2 separate regions of the Homo sapiens genome follow, and region 1 is linked to region 2. Evidence: chromatin contacts called from ENCODE Hi-C data. All regions are on one chromosome and are shown on one strand. Each heading gives the region's core, a stretch centred on a gene start or an enhancer-like site at or near the end of the contact. The rest is flanking DNA. Distances are from core to core; before and after follow the strand shown.

Region 1 (6,794 bases), core at 3,341-5,840, 2.2 Mb after region 2:
ACAATCCCCCACTTCCCAATGTACAATACCATTTTCTTCTGCCCAGAAATATTTAATTAAAGCAGGATATAACCTCAGTAATTATTTTTACACAGAATGACTCTTAAATTAATAGTCAGTTGTATGACTAAAAATTGGGAGACTGACAATCAAAACAATCTTAAATGCTTTGTTTATGTGATGAAAATGAGTGATCCTTTAATTCCCTCACACACATTAAACTGATTTCACAGATTTTCTGTACTGGTGTTTAACATAGTCAAGTGCTTGAGGTTATGTAAAATAAACAATCTTGAGATCTTATTGCAAATGTTTGCAATTTATGATGTAAACTGATTTGTGAAGAAAAAACAGGATCCTATGTCGCTGAAGCCAAAGAGGCATTTTTCAGAAATCAAAATAGTTCCGAAATTTGAGCATTGCATTATACTAAAGTATTACCATCTGAGGACCCAAAAAAGTTATAAATCTGGGGAAAAACTCAAAATAGATGTACATCAGTTCAGCTCCAAGCAAAGGCACCGATCTTACTATCTTACTGTGTCTCTTGTATCATAGGGTCCTTAACACTAATGATGTCTTAAACAATCTCTTTTAACTCAGTTTTTCCCAGTCATTGATTTTGCAACTCGGGAAGGTTTTGCATGCCCAAAAGATTTGGGGAGCAGAGGATGGGGGTGTCCTTTATTAATTATATTAGGATTATTGAGTTTCGACCCAAACTACAAGCATGTTGGGCCTTATTTAAATTTAAAGTGAATTCCTCAGACCCCTTCTTGGGATGGTTCGGGGAACTACGAGTTTGGAACTCTTGTTCACACACCGAGGCGCCTGCCCCAGAGTTTGGACACTGGCATTCCGGGAGAGCAGGCCTTGCGGGAGTCTGGACCCGAAGGGCGAGACTCCACAGGGCCAAGGAAAGCGGCCTCTGTCCTCCGTTAGTCTTGGGGGAGCAGACGCAAGAGGAGGCAAGGGCGCCGCGAGCTCCCCGGATGCACTGGTCCCACAGGCCGTGCCCGAGTGGAGCACTGCGAATGGGGCCAAGAAATTTTGGCCTTTCTCGCCGGACCTGGCTGCCTCCGCGGGCCTCTCCGCCTACCGCGCTCCCGCCGCGGCCCGACTCCCGCGGGTCTCCGCGCCGAACCCACCTGGCTCCTATCGCACGGGACATTCCCGACCCACCCACGCCGCGTCACTGAGCCTCTGTACCGATACCCGGCGCCTCCGCCAGCAGGGCCTGGACGCACCGCCTCCTTTGACCTCGGGCTTCCCCCGCGCTCCGCTGCTTGGGGCAGACTGGCCCCGAGAGGGAGCCACCATCTCCCCTGCTCCAGGGTCTCCAGGGTCCGAACCCGTGTTGGGATCTGGGTTAGGATTAGGGTTTGGAGCTTGGAGCCTGCCTGTTAGGACCCCCGGCCCCGGCGCCGACTGGAGCTCGCTGGAGGCCACAGGACCACGGCGGATGGCCTGGCTGCTTCAGGGCGTACCATGCCCGCAGGCAGATGTTTATTATTAAAAACTACCGACGTTCATCAACCAGGAGACCCGCAAGGCCTGCGCACTGAATACGGCCCAAATCCTGTTCAGTGGTCTTTGAAAGTTAAAAGAAAGAAACCTATCGCCCACGTCTATGCTGAGGAACAGCTTTGAATACGAGCTAAGACCTGGGAGAGGGCCAAGTGGGGGTGGTGGGGAACACTGCTGGAGGATGTGGGGCTTTGGCAGGGGTTTTACGCACCCTCCAGCACGAGGGTGGGGGGTCCCAGGGGACGCTCAGGACTCTTTCAGTCTTTGCGGAAGGTCCCGTCATCACAAGAGCCCGCGCGGGAAGGAAAGTTCCTGCCTTGGACATGGTCAGGGCCGAGTCTTCAAAGTCTCCAACTATCCCCACACAGGCAGCACCTTTGGGCTTTACTAGTGGGATTTCTTCCAGAAGGGGGCCACGACATGGGGAGAGAGAGCTCCTCATTATTTTCAAGGCCAGGCTTTTCCTAAACCCGATTCTGGCTTCCACCTTCTAAATTTAACCAATGAAGAAGCTGCTTCAGCCAACCCTAAACAGGAGTGTCAGATGGGGAATCCTCCCTCCACAGTGCCCTGGCCTGCCCGCCTTTGCGGCTCTTTTCCCGCTCCGAAGTCAGCACCTGCCCCGCTCCAGAGAGGGTCAACGAACTGGGACTGATTGTCGATTATGCCATACCAAACCCAGGTTGATTTCGCTCCGCAGGATCCCTCCTTCCTTCCTCCCAAAAGTGTCCCCAGATAAAGACTGGAATTATAGCAAAACGAATAACGAGAGTCCATCTTGGGGAAGGAAGTTACTCTATCCTATGTTATTTTACTTCTTATCTGTTCTTTCATTAATTTGGTATAACCCTGTTTCTATGCTGGGTGGATAAAATGGAGGGGGCCGGCGGAAATGCGCTCAGCGCTAACGACAGCCACAGAGCCACCCTTCTTACTGCCCCTTGACTGCGGCACGTAAGAGCAGAGGCAAGCGCTTTTCCAAGTTGGTATATTCGAGAGAGTGATACGCATTAATCAAAAGGGAAAGACTATCCCGGATATTTTAATAGTAACAGGAACAAAGATGACTCGAACCCCATCAAATGAAACGATATTTTCATTCAATTGATCGCAAAGTGTCTTCAATTAATAACTTGGCACTTATTTAAAAGGTTTAACAGAATTGGAGGCGACACATTTTGTACTGACAACACGTCATGAGATAACATCTTTTGTTTAAAATAACTTAATACACTAGAAAAAAATATGTCAAATATAAATAATTTTGTTTTCATGGAGAACAAATAGTTACAAAGCTCAACCGCATACCAAAGTTCAGTTAGAAGAGCTTTTCCTCTTTCTTGTAAATTAGAAGGTAAAACAAAAACAAAAACAAAACCCCACAAACTTAGGCTTGCTAGCGAATTGGGATACAGACTGGCTTAGTCCAAGGTATCCCAGTTTAAATAGCTACATGAATTGAAACAAACAACCAAAAGAAAAAAAAAAACAAAAAAGAAACAAACAAACAAAAAAAAAAGGTTACTTGAATAGATACACCTTTGTGAGATAAAATGCAAATGTTGAAAGTCAGTCCACACATTATAGTCAAAATAAACTTTGTTCGTGTGTATCAACATATCTTACACAAACCTAGTGCCTGTATCTAGCTGGGTGTTATTTAAGGTGAATTTGACGGGATAGAGAGGGGGAAATAAACCACTGTCTTCAAATAGGACTTCAGGAAACCAACAAGAAGGAACACAAGAAAAGGGGAATGGTGGGAACTAATACTGATTGAGCGCCTACTGTGTCTGGCACAGCGAGGCGCTGTACCTTCATTATTTCATTTGGTGGTCTTGTTTTCTTTTTCCTTTCCCCACATATTCTGCCCACCTCTGTCTTCTTAGGACAATGAGTGTAATTTTTTCCCTTTCTGACTTTTTTCTTTTGTTCCCCAGGATCAAAGACAGGGCAAATATATATATATATATATATATATATATATATATATATATATGGCAAATATATGATATATATATATGGATATATATATATCAATTTCCAGATACTTTTGGTATTGTTTTTCATAGTGAAGATGAAAATGGAGTGAGTGCATGGGAGATAAGGGGGTGGGAGGAGACACACCATCAATGGAATACAAGTAACATGCAAACCGGAATTTACTGTCAGCAGTCCAGACAGTTTTGCCATAATAATTTCTCAGAGAAATCATTGTCTGTGGCATTTTTTTGTGTTAATATTATTTTTCTCTCTCCTCGTTTTAATATTTTCTCTTTTCTTGCTCTTCCATACATGGTGGGTTTAAACTCAAAGCATCTGATTCAACGTAAAAGGAGGCCCGCCTCTCTCATCAAATTTCTCGTGTTAACGTGAACTTCGCAGAAAAAGGTCAGTTTCAAAACCTGTGAACTTCCCAGCTGCGCACTTTTTTCATCTTAGTTTTTTAAATAAGTATACCTCTTCTTTCTGCTTTGCCTTCTTAGCGCATTTTTAAAAACACACATTTAAGTTGGTAACTCCCCCCAGTCTCTCGAGAATCGTCTGGGTTGTTTTTCCATATTTTTAAATGTATAAAATACTTTAATTTTAAAATTTGTTTTTGCTCCTTGGTTCTCCAATTTCAGCTTCTGCCAAATAGCAGTTAAGAAATAAGTTCCCTTCCTCTTTTTCTCTCCCGTTTGTCTTTCGATTTTTTTGTTTGCTCATTTTTTCATTGTTAACAAGATTTTTTTTTCTATGCAAGAGTCCATCGTTGCAGCTTTGCGGTGAGCCAAACTCCGCGGTTCCAGCACTCCCCTGTCCAGTCTCTCTCCAGACTCCCCCAAACCCGCTCCTACAAAACCCAATTCTAGGCCCTCGAGTAGGAAAACGGGCAGGAGCCACGGAGCCTGCGTGCCTCGTGAGATCCCTGGTCCTGCGTGGAGTCTGGCTTTCCGAGTCCAAGATGCGATAGGGGACGAGGGATGGTCAGTGAGGCGGGAAGAGGGCCGGCTCCCGAGGTCTCAAAGGGGTAACGGAGAAGCAGCGGGGCGCGGAGGGCGTGCAGGCTGAGTGCCGCGGGACAGGCGCGACATTGGTGCTGGCGTTGGCGTCACAGACCCAGGGCTGCGGCGTGCTTTTTGGCTTTCAGTCTGAGATCGGCGATGCTGGAGTTCTTGCTGGTGGTCTTGGCGGCTGCTGCGGCCGCCACTACCGAGGCGGCGGAAGCCGAATCCGCGGCCAGCGTGGCGAGCGGCAGTCCGAAGGGCGGTGCTGGGAACATCATGTAGGGCGCGTGCGCGGCCAGGTGCGGATGCAGGTGGTGGTGCGCGTGCGCCACAGCGCTGTCCAGCTGCAGCTGCGCCTGAACCTGAAAGGACAAGGGCGTCACGTTGCAATGACTATCCTAGGGTGACAACAGAATAGAAACAGAGCATTAACGGCGTCCAGCTTGGCCAGAGAGAGAGTTGGGTTGTGTTTGGGCACGGGGAGAGGGCATTTGGCTGTGCATCTTGTTCCGACAGTGACCTTCTCAGCCTGTTGCTGAATCTGGGGTTCCACATGGATACTCCAGTGTCCCCTGGGTCTCCGAAACTCGCTTAGGGTAGGCTTATTTCCCCGGACCCCGGGAACCCCCTTCTGCAGGAATGTGGCCGTCTCCCCTGGGAACTGGGCTGAAATGGTATATTGGAAAGACTGCGGGTGAGGACCCTTACCCTCTTCTCTTGATGCTGCCATGCATCTCTTACCCCACTACCAAAACAACGGAGTATCAACAAGCAAACTACGCAACTTTTTAATGTCATTCAGGGAAGTTACTCCATCTTCACCACAATAGGCACAATTGTGAGTCGGTACTTCTAACCTTTATTGCCATAACAATTACCCAGGGATCTCGTTAAAATTCAGATTCTGATTCGCAAGGTCTAGGTTGGGGCCTGAGATTCTGAATTTCTAACAATCTCCCAGACGGTGTTGTTGCTGCTGGCCCAAAGATTACCTTTTGAGTAGTAAAGGTCTCCTTTTAAAGTCACCCCTCCCTCTTTCTTCAGTCATTCTCTCTTGTTTCCAAAGCCAAGCATCAGGATGCCAGAGTCCTGTGGCACCAAGAGAGCTAAGATCTCCCTAACACCGACTCTCAATTCATGGTCACACCTATCTGTCTCCCCGGTCCAAGTCACTGGAGACTGAGAGCTAATTCATGACATCACAGGCATGCCAAGCAGGGGTCCTGGCTGAGGATAGGGAAGGTCAGACACTGGTTGGGAAAGGATTTCGCCCTCAGGCTTGGAAAGTGGGGAGTTCAGAGCACTGGGATTTCCCAGGATTAAATCATTGCTGCAGGCTGTCCTTTTAAAATGTACTCTTAAAGGTTTCTTTATGGCTAAGGGATTGCAAAGGCAGGGCAGCCCTGGGAAGACCAAGACTTCTCTCTTTACCAGAGATGAAGCTTTGTTTGCAGAAACAGATTTAAAAACAAAAGAACGAAAAAACAAAAGTATGAGCTGGGAGTACTTGTGTTTATTTTTCTTCTGTCAGAGTTATTTAATGTGACTAAGAGGTAGAAAATACCTAGAAAAGTATCTAGAGGGTTGCCTTAGAAATACCTTAGGACTAACCTCTGTATTGGATTTGACAAAATCTTAATCAAAAGGCTTTTCCTTCCTCTCTCTCTAAGGGCAATCTTTAGTGTATTTTTAAAGGACCAGTTACTGCCCCCAGGCCCCTTCAGGGATTCCCATGAGGACAGAAGGGACTAGGCATTCAGGCCTTTAATACCGTATAGGTTTTTAAAGGGTAGTGGGTCCACTATATCATCTCAAAATGATTCTCCAACTATGCAGACATTGACATCTGGGCTCAGAGACAGGTGATGTTCAACAGTTCAAGCAAACATTCAGGTATTTTCATATTTAAAAACAGCTTGAAACTAGGCTGTACTTGCCTGCTGAAATGGCATCCTTAAAGCACCTACGTTGACATAAGGTGCGACTCTACAAGCTTCAAACTGGCTGGCGGCCCCTATGAGAACACCTGTAAAAAGTACAAGAGAAAAATAATGTGAGGTTAACGTTTGTAGCATTTTTCAGGGTTCCAAAGGGTACAAGACAGAACGAATTCCTTTGAAAATGGACTATTATCTTTCTAAACTGCATCCAAAATTTAAATAAATGTAACTTACTCCCAAACTTTAGGACTCCATTAACAGCCTTTGAAGATTATTAAGTCAAGAACTATTGTCATTTTTGAGGTTCCTTTTTTTCTGTCATTGTAATAGTAATATT
Region 2 (6,954 bases), core at 887-3,386:
TTTGTATTTTTAAGTAGAGACAGGGTTTCACCATGTTGGCCAAGCTGGTCTCGAACTCCTGACCTCAGGTGATCCACCTGCCTTGGCCTGTCAAAGTGCTGGGATTACAGGTGTGAGCCACCGCACCTGGCCAACAAGTCTGTATTTTTAAACAAGTGCTCCAAGGAAGAGTAAGATGAGAAAAGGATTAGGAATAGAAATACTGAAGAAATCCAACACTTAAAGCTCCTGAAGGCCAGACATAGGAAAAGGAGCTAGCAAAGGCAACCAAGAGCAATCACAGAGATAAAAAGACAACTTTTTGGTGCATTTTAAGGAAAATCCAGTTTCAACAAAGAGGGATGGGTCAATAGAGTCAGAAGCTAAAGAAGAAAGAATATCAGGATCCTATATTGTGTGCATGCCAACATTCTTAGCCATTAAGCACAGGTGACCACTAGAATTTATTTATTTATTTGTTTATTTTGAGATGGAGTTTCGCTGTTGTCACCCAGGCTGGTGTGCAATGGCATGATCTTGGCTCCCTGCAACCTCCACCTCCCGGGTTCAAGCGATTCTCCTGCCTCAGCCTCCCGAGTAGCTGGGATTATAGGCGCATGCCACCACGCCTGGCTAATTTTTGTATTTTTAGTAGAGACAGGTTTCATGATGTTGGCCAGCCTGTTCTGGAACTCTGACCTCAGGTAATCCACCCGCCTAGGCCTCCCAAAGTGCTGGGATTACAGGTGTGAGCCACCACGCCCAGCCTAGAATATATTTAAACTAAGCATTGTTTAAGATAGATGGGACTTAGCCAATCCTTAATGCCAGTATATCACATCACATTCCACTCCATTAGGGGTGGATGTTTATGTAAGTTGAGGTTCTCCTATTGGTTACTGCACTCTTCTTTAGATTGTGCATACAGACCTACCCAGAGAAGCCAGTATCCATGGCTTTGGAGAGTTCAAATATTCAATTTTCCGTTCAAAAAAAGGTAAGCGAAATACTTAAGTCTCAGGCCCACTAGGACCTTAAGCCTTTCGTTTTTGTAAATATTTCACTAATAAACTGTCTACACTTTCCCAGATTGGGCAGGCCTTACATTCTATATATACTGAGAGGCACATTATCTCACTAAGCCTCAATTTCCTCATTTGTAAAAAGGATAAGAACATCAATCCTACCTTACTACTTTCACGGGATTGGTTAAAGTTAGCTTTTAAAGTATTTTCTCACTCTGGCTCCTTAATACCCTAGCTACAGTCTGACACAAGAATGACTGCAGCAAAATGTTGGCTGTATTATAATAAAAATATTTGTGGAAAGGCTTTGTTAGCTGGAAGCCATCTCAAGTATTATTCTTTATACCCCAATCTCGATTTAGGCCTCTAGGTAACCAAATTCAAAGTAACACCTCATCATCATGATGGTTGCCAAGGGGTAGGTGGAGGGACTGCAGCCCCTTCCCCACAAACAATTCCAATAAAAACACTGTTGTGCAAACAGAGCTTCACGACCAGTTCCCTGGGCCAGCTGCTCACCAGATTACCACTCCCAAACTCCCTTTTCTTTGGAAATACTGCACCTGCTGTATTTGTGGGGAGCTGTATAACTTTTGAAGTATCTAAGTGATCAGTTCCTACAATGACATCCTTGAGATATGGCCACGGAACTTTCCAAAGCAGCCTTGGCCTCCTTCATGTCCAGCAACCTGAGATAAGGCCACGCCACCGGCTAAGAGTTCCGCCAGGGGCCCAGCTCTCAGGAGGCCTCTTCGGTGCCGCCAGCCTCCCGAAGTCATCCAAGGTAGCAGGCAAATCCGGCAGCAGCAAACTAGCTCGGATTCGGCTTCGGTTTTTCTCCTGGCCGGCGCCACAGGCCCCTCCTCCGGGGCGGGCTCCTCGGTGCGAGGGCAGGAGGGGCGGAGCCGGTGGATGCCGCGGGCTCCTCCTCCCAAGGGCGGGCCGCGGGAGACCCGGCCGGCTTTGCCGGCGGGGACCGGGCTGGGGGCGGGGCCGGGCGCCGCGAGCCCCTCCTCTCGAGGGCCGGCCGGTTTGGCGGCGGCTGCGGAGGGTATCTGAGGCTCGGCTGCCAAGCCGAACGGGCTCTGGCTCCTCCCAGTGGCCGGCCGGGGCGGAAGCAGGAGGCGGGGGCAGCGTGCGCGCTGCTGGTCTTCTCTCCCGCGGCGCTGGGGCCCGCGCTCCGCTGCTGTTGCTCCATTCGGCGCTTTTCTGGCGGCTGGCTCCTCTCCGCTGCCGGCTGCTCCTCGACCAGGCCTCCTTCTCAACCTCAGCCCGCGGCGCCGACCCTTCCGGCACCCTCCCGCCCCGTCTCGTACTGTCGCCGTCACCGCCGCGGCTCCGGCCCTGGCCCCGATGGCTCTGTGCAACGGAGACTCCAAGGTCAGCGTGGGGGTCCCTGCAGCACCGCATCCCGGCGGAGGCGAGGCTCCCGGACCGGGGAGCCACCCCGCGAGGCCCTTCCCCACCCCCTTCCCCCAGCCCGTCCGCGCAGCCCTGCGCCCCGGGCAGCCACGCGTCGTAGAGTCCCTGGTCGGGGCCTGTGGCATGTTTTATCTCGGGAGCGGCGATGCTTTGTTGATCTTGTCTGCGTGTCGAGGTCCGGGCGTCGGGGAGGGCATCAGCTCCCCGCGGCCGCGTCGCTGGCCCCCGCCTCCCCCGCGCCGCTGTGGGGCGCAGAGCCCGCGAGCGCGGCGCGAGGGTGGGGGTAGGGCGGCGAGCGGGCTTGTGTGTCTGCGTGTCGGGGTGGGGGCTTCCTCGGCTCCCACCCCGTCCCTCTGGGAGGCTGGGGGCCCGTTGTGGCGATCCCGGGGCCCGCCGAAGGCAGGGCAGGGTCGGGGCCTCCTGTGCGGCGTTGGAGCTGGGCCGGCCTCTGGTCTTCCCGCCACCCCGTTTCCCGCCTGCCCTCGGCGAGGCCCGCTCCATTCCCCCCGCCAGCCTTGGGCTCCGCGGCGGTTAGGCCGGTTCTGGACGAACCCCTCGGAGCTGCACTGTCTTCCCCCTCCCCCAACGCCCCTGCAGGCCCGCGTGAGGGCTGGTGGCCCCAGGGTCGCGCACTCCGTTCTCCCTCCCCGCTTCCTTCTCAGAGAGGAAAGGGTGTGTGTCCAGGTCCCGCCCCCGTCCAGCTTGCTCCCTGTCGAGCTTGCTGGTTTGCGGGGTAACCCGCTTCCCCGCCTTTGGGGTCCCTCCCCGGGACGCGAGCCGTGCCAGCTCGCCCGAGGCCTGGGCAGTCCGGAGTTCCGGAGTGCTGGAAAAGTTGCCGCCTTGACGTACCCGGCGGGGAGAGCACGTTTGACCGCTGCTGCTCATCTCTCCTCCAACTCACTTTTCTTAGACCGTTCCTCTTACTTTCGTCCCGCTTTTGAATTGGGCACCTTCGCTTTCACCTCTGTATTAAAATTTTCATTGGCCTGGAGTTCTTTCTGACCTTCACTAAGTCAGTTTTGCCAGCGGGAAACCGTGCAGTTTTGAATTGCGATTTACTTCATTAAGATACACCTCCTCTGTACGCTGTTGAGGGCCTAGCTTTAGGAAAAAACTTAATTAAATTTCATTCGGGGGGTGGGATTGTATACTTCGAGGTGGATTTGGTGCTCTACGTCAGATAGTAGTGCCTTGTTCAGGCAGAATTTTAACATTCTTTTTAAAAGGTGCTGCTCAAGGGTCACATCTTAGGAGGTCCTCTTGAATGGTTGCTTAGCACCCGGTAATCATTCAAAAAGTATTTGTCGAACAATGAGTAAAAGATTATAAGGTAGCTGATTTTAACTCTTTTAAACCAAGGCACCAGTGGTGCTTAGGTCCAGGGAGCTGTTAAGACACACAAACCTTTAGTTTCTGACCTAAGGAGCAAATGTAAACCCCATTGTCCAGCTCTTTCCCGATTACTAGTCGACTTGCAAAGCATTTTTCTGCCTAGTTTTGAGTCTTACAACTCATTGGAAAGATTCATCTTTATGCTGATAGATGAAATAACTGGTGTTAGAAGGACTGAAATTTAATTTATGGGCTTTGAAAAATATATAGTGCATTTGAGAGGAGTATTTTCACAAAACTAAGTGACAGAAAAGTATAAGATTTGTTTCCAGAGTATATAAGAGGATTTTTCTTTTTCCTAACTGGTATTTTTTCTTTGTTTTGCTCTAGTTGGAATGACAAAGATAATCTTATCAGTTTGCTATATTTGAGCCTAGGGTGAATTAATTTTATTTCAAGGTTCTTTATGTTTTATAGCATAATTAAACATTTTAAAAACTATGTTAACAATTAGTTGTGGACTGAATTGGAAGCATTTTCAAGAGGAACATCTGGAGAATTAATATATTTCATCAAATCTATGATTATTGTATGTACCCCTGAGGAAGAAAGTCCTGACAAACCATAACATGCCAGTGATCATAAACATTTTAAGTAAAGAGATATTAAATATGGGGAAATACCTTATATCACCTACTTTATTATGCATATTTCTAAGAGGCCCACCTGGAAATAAGTAGGAGTCTTATTTTCCATAGCCTACCACTGAACCACCTTTCCCTTGGGAGGAAAGGCTTACTTTGTACATTGATTGGGCCTTGGCTGTGTGTATCTTAGTTCATAAATTAAAAGTTGGGCAAGAGCTGGTTTTGATTCCTGTTTCTGGTACATTTCAGTTATCAGGATTTTCTAAAACGGCGTTTTTGCATGATAGAAACTGGAGAGGGGCCTAAAAGCTATGAAAGCATTTGGGTTATTTTAATTATTTTTTATACACAATATTTTATTTAATTTTTAATTTATATTATTTTTTTGAGACAGGATCTTGCTCTGTCACCCAAGCTGGAGTGCAGTGGTGTGATCACAGCTCACTGCTGCCTTGACTTCTTTAGCCTCCTGAGTAGCTGGAAGTACAGGCGTGGATCACCCCGCCCTGCTAATTTTTATTTTTTGTAGAGACAGTTCTCGCTGTGTTGCTCAGGCTGGTCTGGAACTCCTGGGCTCAAGCTATCCTCCCACTTTAGCGTCCCAAAGTGCTGGGATTACAGTAGTGAGCCACTGTGCCTGGCCAGTATTTTATTTATTTAAATTTTTTATTTCCGTATGTTATTGGGGAGCAGGTGTCGTTAGGTTACATGAGTAAGTTCTTTTTTTTTTTTTTGAGATGGAGTCTAGCTCTGTCGCCCAGGCTGGAGTGCAGTGGTGTGATCTCGGCTCACTGCAAGCTCTGCCTCCTAGGTTCACGCAGTTCTCCTGCCTCAGCCTCCCAAGTAGCTGGAACTACAGGCGCCCGCCACCATGCCTAGCTAATTTTTTTGTATTTTTAGTAGAGACAGGGTTTCACTGTGTTAGCCAGGATGGTCTTGATCTCCTGGCCTCGTGATCCACCTGCCTCAGCCTCCCAAAGTGCTGGGATTACAGGCGTGAGCCACCATGCCCAGCCATGAGCAAATTCTTTAGTGGTGATTTGTGAGATTTTGGTGCACCCATCACCCGAACGGTATACACAACACCCAGTATGTAGTCTTTTATCCCTCACCCGCTTCCTACCCTTTCCCCCTGAGTCTCCAAAGTCCATTGTGTCATTCTTATGCCTTTGCATCCTCACAGCATAGGTGATCAGCTTTTCTTTAAAAACTTTTTATTATGGCAGGGGTGTATTTGACATAGTAACTTGAGTTTTATTAAGGCAGCATTATCAGAGTAATGCTTTGGGTGACTTGTCAAGTTTCCTACTCTTTTCCCCTGTCTAAGGGTGAAACTCTTGGTTGGAGTAAAGGTGGTACCTGTCCTATCATTGAGAGGTTATGACTAGGTTATATCATACTTGGATGAAAGATGTTTTATAAACTCTCCCTTAGTGATTGCATGTGATACAGAATCTTTAATGGCATTTAATAATGTTAATTTTAAGTTTGGAATTTCCAAATTTAAGATTTTGAATGGAATGGGAATATAACTTGGGATTTTTATCTGGGATGTACTGAGAATTAAACAACTATATCACCTTTTGTCACAACTTAGTAAATTTTTTTCTTAGATAAAAGTTAGATTTTTCAGATTTTATTCCGTTAGGATATTCATTTAGAGTGGAAGAACTGCTGCAGACAAAAGGAATGGTTTTTAGTGTAGTGTGTTCTTAGACCTGAAAGGTTTTGAAATTCCTCCAGGAATCTCGGATGACATTGCCTTTAGCGTGGGCCAACTTGTCACTTAAGGAAAATAATTCAGTCTTTTAAGAATTTTTACAAAAAGTATAGACTTGTCTTATACTTGTACAAATGTATTTGATACTTTTTTAAGGTTAATGAATTACATTCCAAAGGATGTTGTTTGAAGTAATGAATAATTATTTGCTACCCAGAATAATCAAATTTTGCTGTTGTAGTACATTCTTAAACTTTGTTTTCTTTTTTTTTTTTTTTTTTTTTTTTGAGACAGAGTCTGGCTCTGTTGCCCAGGCTGGAGTACAGTGGCATGATCTCGGCTCACTGCAATGTCCGCCTCCCTGGTTCAAGTGATCCTTGTGTGATCCTTGTACCTCAGCCACCCGAGTAGCTGGGATTACAGGCGTGTGCCACCACATACGGCTAATTTTATATTTTTAGTAGAGACAGGGTTTCACCATGTTGGCCAGGCTGGTCTCTAACCCTTGACCTCAAGTGAGTCGCTCACCTTGGCCTCCCAAAGTCGTGGGATTACAAGTGTGAACCACTGTGCCTGGCCTTAAATCCTGTGTTTTGTTTTGTTTGTTTTTGAGACAAAGTCTTGCTCTGTCACCCAGGCTGGAGTGCAGTGGCATGATCTCCCCTCATTGCAACCTCCGCCTCCCAGGCTCAAGGAATTCTCCTGACTCAGCCTCCTGAGTAGCTGGGACTAAATGCGCATGCCGCCGTGCCTGGCTAACTTTTGTATTTTTAGTAGAGATGGGGTTTCACCATGTTGCCCAGGCTGGTCTCGAACTCCTGGGCTCAGG

The links. A loop is a pair of places that touch in the nucleus more often than their neighbours do. Pooled maps may share reads with other maps.
Region 1: a loop to region 2 is called in a map of CD4-positive, alpha-beta memory T cell, with 7 times the contacts of the local background. The contact joins the enhancer-like site here to the promoter of GMPS in region 2. A Hi-C loop is called at or near these places in 1 of 168 maps with a recorded cell type or tissue (CD4-positive, alpha-beta memory T cell), 1 of 37 single-sample maps with no recorded cell type and 3 of 50 pooled maps.

What each region holds. Positions count from the first base shown.
Region 1 is chr3:158,093,406-158,100,199 of GRCh38, forward strand. It overlaps SHOX2 (SHOX homeobox 2), which reads right to left. Exons shown (of 5, transcript NM_001163678.2): 4 at 6,455-6,543; 5 at 2,500-4,879. The coding sequence ends at 4,622. Among named protein-coding and RNA genes, the nearest start is that of SHOX2, 9.6 kb to the right of the region's middle. RefSeq lists an enhancer at 4,593-4,762. Within about 2 kb of position 4,591, at least 3 of the 41 ENCODE cell types and tissues checked have a DNase peak (open chromatin) inside an H3K27ac peak, as active enhancers do.
Region 2 is chr3:155,868,514-155,875,467 of GRCh38, forward strand. It overlaps GMPS (guanine monophosphate synthase), which reads left to right and starts at 2,137. Exons shown (of 16, transcript NM_003875.3): 1 at 2,137-2,384. The coding sequence starts at 2,358. RefSeq lists enhancers at 1,582-1,631, 2,171-2,930 and a silencer at 1,772-2,991.